2 separate regions of the Homo sapiens genome follow, and region 1 is linked to region 2. The links are chromatin contacts, found by Hi-C or POLR2A ChIA-PET in ENCODE. All regions are on one chromosome and are shown on one strand. Each heading gives the region's core, a stretch centred on a gene start or an enhancer-like site at or near the end of the contact. The rest is flanking DNA. Distances are from core to core; before and after follow the strand shown.

Region 1 (3,665 bases), core at 825-3,324, 38 kb before region 2:
GATGGAATGCTTTATGAATTTGCATGTCATCCTCGAGCAGGGGCCATGGTAATCTTCTCTGCATTGTTCCAATGTTAGTATACGTGCTGCTGAAGCAAGCATGTGAGACTTTGTCTCTATAAAAAAAATTTTTTTAATTAGCCAAGCGTGGTGGTACATGCTTGTAGATCCAGCTCTTTGGATCTACAAAGGCTGAGGCAGGAGGATCACTTGAGTCCAGGAGGTTGAGGCTGTGGTGTGCTATGATCCTGCCAGTGCACTCCAGCCAAGGCGACAGATCAACACTCTGTCTTTATTTATTAATAATAATAAAAAACAAATAAGTAAATAAAATATAAGCTGGGCATACCAAGCACTGTGAATGGTATAAAGTGGGTGTTACAGAAGTAAGGAGAAAGGTGAGAATTTTCAGCTATGCTGATTGGCGAAGACAAACCTGAGGGAGTATTTGGATAGGACCTTACTCAGAGAATGGGTAGAACTTTAATACATAAGAAGAAAAGCAGGTATAAATGGGAGCTAAACATTGGTACACATGGACGGAGACGGGAATAACAGACACTGGGGACTACAAGGGAGGGGAGTGAGGGAGGAGTGAGGGTTGAAAACTACCTATTAGGTATTATGCTCACTCCCTGGGTGACAGGCTGAATCATAAAGCCTCAGCATCACGGTATACCCATGTAACAAACCTGCACATGTACCCCATCCCCTGAATCTAAAATAAAAGTTGAAATTAAAAAAGAAAAAAAAAAAAAAAAAGTCTGGGCGCGGTGACTCACGCCTGTAGTCCCAGCACTTTGGGAGGCTGAGGCGGATGGATCACCTGAGGTCAGGAGTCCAAGACAGGCCTGGCCAACATGGTGAAACCCCGTCACTACTAAAAATACAAAAATTGTCCGGGTGCAATGGCTCACGCCTGTAATCCCAGCACTTTGGGAGGCCGAGGAAGGCGGATCACAAGGTCAGGAGATCGAGACCATCCTGGCTAACACGGTGAAACCCCATCTCTACTAAAAATACAAAAAATAAGCCAGGCGTAGTGGCAGGTGCCTGTAGTCCCAACTACTTGGGAGGCTGAGGCAGGAGAATCACTTGTACCCAGGAGGCAAAGATTGCAGTGAGCTGAGATCGTGCCACTGCACTCCAGCATGGGTGAAAGAGCAAGACTCCGTCTCAAAAACAAACAAACAAAATACAAAAACTAGCCAGGTGTGGTGGCAGGCGCCTGTAATCCCAGCTATTCAGAAGGCTGAGGCACGAAAATCGCTTCAACCGGAGAAGCGGGGATTGCAGTGAGAAGAGATCGCACCACTGTACTCCTGCGTGGGCGACAAGAGTGAAACTCCGTCTCAAAAAAAAAAAAAAAAGAAAAAGTGAAGAAAAAGCAGTCCCCACTTTGACATGAGAACCCCTTATGGAAATCAGTTCTGATTCTGAGCCTGACAATTCCAAGAACAGAATCAATAAACCTAAGCCAATCTAAGAAGTCACCAGCAACTGTCAAGGGCCTCATAAGCGACCAAGGAAGTATCTCAGTGGCTGCTACGCACGTCAGGAAAGAGCACTGGTACTGGCACGGCACGTGCTTTCCATGGAACCTGGCAAGCCAGGCCTCTTTTCTATTAATAACTGAATATAAAACCCAAGATCAACTGAAAGGGAAAAAACACCCCGCCAGGATCCTGAGTGATTCACACAGTTGCCTAGAGAAGCCCATAGGAACAAATCAAATTCTTGTCCAGCAGACATAATTCTAGAGATTTCTTTCCTAATTATGTTCATGAATATTAATATATTCAGACAATAAAAGCTCATCTCCAAAAAAGCCCTTTAAAATTAAAAAGGCAGAGAAAGTTTTCAGTGTACATTTTCAAAGACTTCTCAACCCATTTCTTAGCTTCAGATAAGGTATTTAAGAATTTTCCTATTCCAATCCTGCAATATGATTTCATGGAAGGAAAATCCCAGCATGTCAGATCGCATATCATCAGACCCACAAATGCAGCCCCAAAGCAGCTCTGCCCGTGTGTGGAGGCAGATGGCCTGCAAAGCTGTCCAAGCCTCTGGACCACGTCCTCACCCGGGGCAACTGGTCCCACTGTTCTTTGTTCTTCATCTCTTCCTGCACTTCATGGATTCGCTTCAGAGACTCCAGACTTTCATCGAGCAAAAACGTCGTGTCGTTTATCAACATGTTTATATAGCGAACAAACTGCTTCCCGGAGCTGGAAAGGCAATTATATTGTACATGGTCATACATCTCCCTGAAGCAAAATGCCACAGCAAATCCCAGGGAACAAGCACCTCCACCCAGACTGCAACTATCTCACCCTAAAAGCCTGGCTACCCTGGCACAAGTCAGGCACTATGGAATTCAAGGACCACCAAGCTTCTCTTTAGATTATGTTAATCTTGTTTCTTTTTGAGACAGGGTCTCACTCTGTCGCCCAGCCTGGAATGCAGTGGCACAATCACAGCTCACTGCATCCTCGACCTCCAGGGCTCAAGCAATCTTCCTGCCTCAGCCTCCTAAGTAGCTGGAACTACAGGCACACACCACCACGCCCAGCTTTTGTATTTTTTGTAGAGACAGGGACTTGTTATGTTGCCAGGGCTGGTCTCAAACTCCTGGGCTCAAGCGTTCCTCCCACCTCAGCCCCTCAAAATGTTGGGATTACAGAGATGAGCCACCACACCTGGCCTGGATTTTGTTATTCTTTTAAATTGTTTATGATAAGCTCATTCCAGTGGTATTTGGAGCCACCTTGCACGGCTGATGACAGTCAAGTGCTAAATATTCCAGAATTTTATAACCAGATTCCCCTGGCACCTTAAATTGGGCAACAGAGGAAACAGTCACACCATGGAAAACCAGCAAATGCTGACTCCCCCACCCTGCTTCCCAGAGCAGGCTTACCAGCACACCCCTAGCTCACTCCCTCAATGTTTTTAAGGAGAGAAAACACTTCTTCCAGACTAGAACAGGAAAAACGCATATACTCACCAATATACCAAGAAAATGCAAATAATTAACCACATACAACAGATAAGAAAACAACTGATATAGTTATTCCTTATCACAAAGACTGACGCATGGAAGAAAAATTGGAACCTGTAATATTGATAAAGTGGGATATTAACTTACTTTAAAACTGGAAGCCTCCAATCTAAGGAACTGTTCTGCAGATCGTGTTATAATGAGAACTTGCTGGTGAACTGAAATAGCTTGGCCTACCTCTGTTAGACTCTGGAGATGCCAGATTCGTAGAGAAAAAAAGAAGCTACACTTCAGGGTCTACAACTGTGCAACTACGGGGTGGTAAGCCCATGCTGGAGAAGAGAAGTTCCTGTGAACAAGTGCAGGAGGCCTCGATCTCAGGAACATGGCAAGTTCAGGACAAGCGCTCCAATCAGCACCATTCAGACCAAGCCATGGGCCTGCCTCGTGCCAGGCTTTAGCTGGAACACAATTCTGACCATAAGAGCAGTTTATGGAAACAAAAAGTTAAAAAGTTTGCTTCACAGAAATCTATCTGGCAAATAGTTATTCCACTGGTAATTTGTATATTATTGACTAGTAATTCGGTTAACAAGTATAGCTAGATTTGATCAAAGATCTAACATGGGTTGCAAAAGATCCAAGTAGGTGGGATAAAATTTTT
Region 2 (3,883 bases), core at 1,172-3,671:
TATGTAGCCACTAGAAAACTTGAAAAATTCCCTTTCCTACTAATTTCATTCCATGAGCACCTTAATAATTTAAAGAGCACAGTATAAAACACAGGTGCCCTGGATGACAAAGTGTCCGTGGAGTGTTGTGAGATATCAATACAGCTCTGGAAGAGATCATTCTATGGTTTCTGCAATACCAACAATCAAGGTAGATGTAACTTGCTCTCATATGCCAGATAAAAATGGAGAAGTAACACTCAGGTGTGGAGCTGGGGAATGCCAACATTGTAATGAGGAAGAAAAGACAAACAGAGGTTCCAGAATCACCAAAAATTAGTTCATAACTGGTTGTCCTGAAAAATCTCCAAATTTTTTTAGGGAGGCTACAAGTAAAATATAATTACACTTTCTTGTATAGTTATCCTTTTGTGCATTGCACAGGTAAAATATTACTAAGCATAATCTTTTTCTTTTTCTTTTTCTTTTTTCCAGACACAATTTCACTCTGTCGCACAGGCTGGAGTGCAGTGGCGCGATCTCAGCTAAATGCAGCCTCCATCACTCGGGTTCAAGAGATTCTCCTGCCTCAGCCTCCCAAGTAGCTGGGACTACAGGCATGCACTTCTGCGCCAGCTAATTTTTTGTATTTTGAGTAGAGATGGGGTTTTGCCATGTTGCCCAGCCTGGTCTCGAACTCCTGAGCTCAGGCGATCCACCTGCCTCGGCCTCCCAAAGTGCTAGGATTACAGGCGTGAGCCACCATGCCTGGCCTGACCTATATATTTTAAATAATTCTTCAATTTTCAAATGAATACCTCCTAGCACTGATTAAAAATACTGTAAGTATCCACCTCCAGTCCTAAATTCTAGCTGCTATTTATTTATCTGTGAACATTTCTCAAACATTAAAAGGAGGTAGATATTTCAGTCAAAGATTTAATAATTCACATTTGCCACTCTTTCAAGACAAAAAGGTAAAATGCTGCTTTGCAGTCCAACAGCTCCATCCCAGTTATCATTCCTCTCTAGATAAAACACATGGTAGCACATAAGAAAAGACAAAGAGTATTCAACACTGAGTGGCTGAAAAGTCAGCAGAATTCTGGGATTAAAAACAAACAGGTCTGGGCCAGGCGCTGTGGTTCACACTTGTAATCCCAGCATTTTGGGAGGCCGAGGTGGGCGGACCACTTGAGGCCAAGAGTTCAAGACCAGCCTTGAGGCCAAGAGTTCAAGACCAGCCTGGCCAACATGACAAAACTTCATCTCTACTAAAAATACAAAAATTAGCTGGGCATGGTGGTACGCTCCTATAATCCCAGCTACTTGGGAGGCTGAGGCAGGAGAATCGCTCGAACCCAGAAGGTGGAAGTTGCAGTGAGCTGAGACGGCGCCACTGCACTCCAGCCTGGGTAACAGAGAGAGACTCACCCTCAAAATTAATTAATTAATTAATAGAATAAACAGGTCTGTGGTGGTCGTATAACACTGTGAATGTAGTAAATGCCACTGAATTGTACACTTCAAAATGATGGCTTGAGGCCAGGTGTGCTGGCTCATGCCTGTAATCCCAGCACTTTGGGCGGCTGAGGCGGGTGGATCACCTGACATCAGGAATTCAACACCAGTCTGGCCAACATGGTGAAACCCCGTCTCTAATAAAAATACAAAAAATTAGCTGGGTGTGGTGGCAGGCGCCTGTAATCCCAGCTACTTGGGAGGCTAAGGCAGGAGAATCGCTTGAACCCGGGAGGCGGAGGTTGCAGTGAGCCGAGATCATGCCATTGCACTTAGGCCTGGGCAACAAGAGCAAAATTCCATCTCAAAAAACAAAACAAAACAAAACAAAACAACAACGGTGGTTTGATGTTATATGAATTTCATCTTAATTTAAAAAATGCAGGACTTCTCTGTCCAAAGCTGGTGATGGGGAAACAAACAAACAAAAAACACCCAGAGGTCATTTCATAACCTCTTGTGTAAGTTTGTTTATGAATAAAGTAGGCTCAATATACCCCTTTCAGCTGGTCACTGGGCTGATTTTATATAGAGAGAACTACTCGATTCCTCAAATGGTATCTTCTTGAATAGGAAAAGTATTCTAATTACTACCCATTACCTCTTTAATGTAGTGCATCACTCAAACCTTCCAAGACAGTAATTTTTTTTTTTTTTTTTTTTTTTTTTGAGACAGTCTTGCTCTGTCACCCAGGCTGGAATGCAGTGGTGTAATCTCGGCTCACTGCAACCTCGTCTCCTTGGTTCAAGCAATTCTCCTACCTCAGCCTCCCAAGTAGCTGGGATTACAGACACCCGTCACCACACCCAGTTAATTTTTGCATTTTTAGTAGAGACCGGGTTTCACCACGCTGGCCAGGCTGGTCTCGAACTCCTGACCTCAGGCGATCCATCCGCCTCAGCCTCCCAAAGTGTTGAGATTACAGGCGTGAGCCACTGCGCCCGGCCGACAGTGATTTATTTTCCTGAGAGTTCACTTACCCTTCTAGAGAAGAAAAGCTCACTATGTTGCCATTAATATTTCCATTAGTCAGTAAGATCATCACCTAAGATAAACAGCTAGTGAATTCCAGACAGAATACACAACACTAACTGGAATTTTTATTCTTGGATCCTGGCTGCTTCTTTTACAAATATTTTGAAGACTGCTGAAAACACAATTCCCAAGAATTCAAAGGTCTTAAAATTAACAGTTATAAATAATCTTAGGTATAAAACAGAGTGAAAGGAATCATACCAATTATAGCTATTGCCTCTGTTATTCTCTGTAGTCACAAAAAAGGAAGTGATGATACAGCAAACTGTAAGAAAATTTGATAAAAGCCCTTTCATCAGGGAAAAAACTTGTGTGACAGTTGCTAAAGGCAAAGTGCTTACTTTCCCAAACAGGTCCTTCAAACAGCAATGTTAACAACAAAGTTTCACCTTGGAAGAAACCTTCAAGACTACGTACACAGCTTTATTTTTAAGCACTACATATCTGCATTTTCACCTGGCTTTACACAATGAGATACCAAAACAATGTATAAATACCAAATGAAATAATTAGGAAGATATGAGACATCTTTCCTAGTGGGAAGAAGACAAAGATTCTATATGGCATGCAGGCTGCCAATGAGCTAATATGGTCATTAAGTTAATCTTACAAACTCAGAGAATGAATTTTTGACACTACTTATCTGGCAAATGCATATCATGCCTTATGCCGTCTCTGGGTATTCTTGTTTTAAAAGCTCCTTGAAATCAGGAACGGGGCCTTACATATTTTTTTCATATTGCCCGAAGCACCTAGTGCAGACCTTGTTTAGAAGATAGATGTTTGACTGATTCGTTGAAATGGGCACATGATTTGAACAATGCAGCTGTCAATCTGATTTCCTCAAAAGAATATTGGGTAGGCCTTCTCTCTAATAACACATGGATGTTCGAATTCAGGCAAAAGTTTTCAATGGTCAGAAATTAGCCTCGACATAGAGGCTCTCAGGCTAAAATTTGCAAGAGCAAACTCATACGACCGTACCTGCTTGAACACTTCTTCATCCTGGTGAGTGGTTCTCACCAGTTCCTGAATGAAGCCATATGGGAGATTCCTACACAGCATATACGGCACTAGGAAGGACGGCTGCTGCAAGGACCTGTGGACCCATGAACATTAGGGACGGTGATGAAGTCAACTCACTACAGAGGCACGTGAAATGTCATGTCAGCAACAACTGCCCAGTCAAAAGTCAAACTTGACATCTCCCAAATATTCTGCAAAATAGTTTCAGGCGAAAGCTAACCCTTCTTACCAATAGTAATCACTTTTTGGTCTTTTTAATGAGACACTATGGGAATTTTCAAAGAATTCATCTTTTCCTACATAGAGCCCTTTAAAAATGAA

Evidence for each region. Hi-C counts contacts between places; a loop is a spot of excess contacts on that map. ChIA-PET counts read pairs that join two places held with the same protein, here RNA polymerase II (POLR2A). Pooled maps may share reads with other maps.
Region 1: a map of ascending aorta shows a loop between it and region 2 (4-fold over the local background). The contact joins two enhancer-like sites. A Hi-C loop is called at or near these places in 2 of 168 maps with a recorded cell type or tissue (ascending aorta and astrocyte of the cerebellum) and 3 of 50 pooled maps. POLR2A ChIA-PET finds 5 or more read pairs at or near these places in 7 of 52 experiments (A673, AG04450, GM10248 and 4 more).

The regions. Positions count from the first base shown.
Region 1 is chr1:10,159,705-10,163,369 of GRCh38, reverse strand. UBE4B (ubiquitination factor E4B) reads right to left here. Exons shown (of 28, transcript NM_001105562.3): 23 at 2,084-2,228. It also overlaps the pseudogene RNU6-828P. Among named protein-coding and RNA genes, the nearest start is that of KIF1B, 49 kb to the left of the region's middle. Within about 2 kb of position 2,074, at least 10 of the 41 ENCODE cell types and tissues checked have a DNase peak (open chromatin) inside an H3K27ac peak, as active enhancers do; they include ascending aorta, where a contact is called at or near this core.
Region 2 is chr1:10,121,714-10,125,596 of GRCh38, reverse strand. It overlaps UBE4B (ubiquitination factor E4B), which reads right to left. Exons shown (of 28, transcript NM_001105562.3): 10 at 3,521-3,635. Among named protein-coding and RNA genes, the nearest start is that of KIF1B, 87 kb to the left of the region's middle. Within about 2 kb of position 2,421, at least 4 of the 41 ENCODE cell types and tissues checked have a DNase peak (open chromatin) inside an H3K27ac peak, as active enhancers do; they include ascending aorta, where a contact is called at or near this core.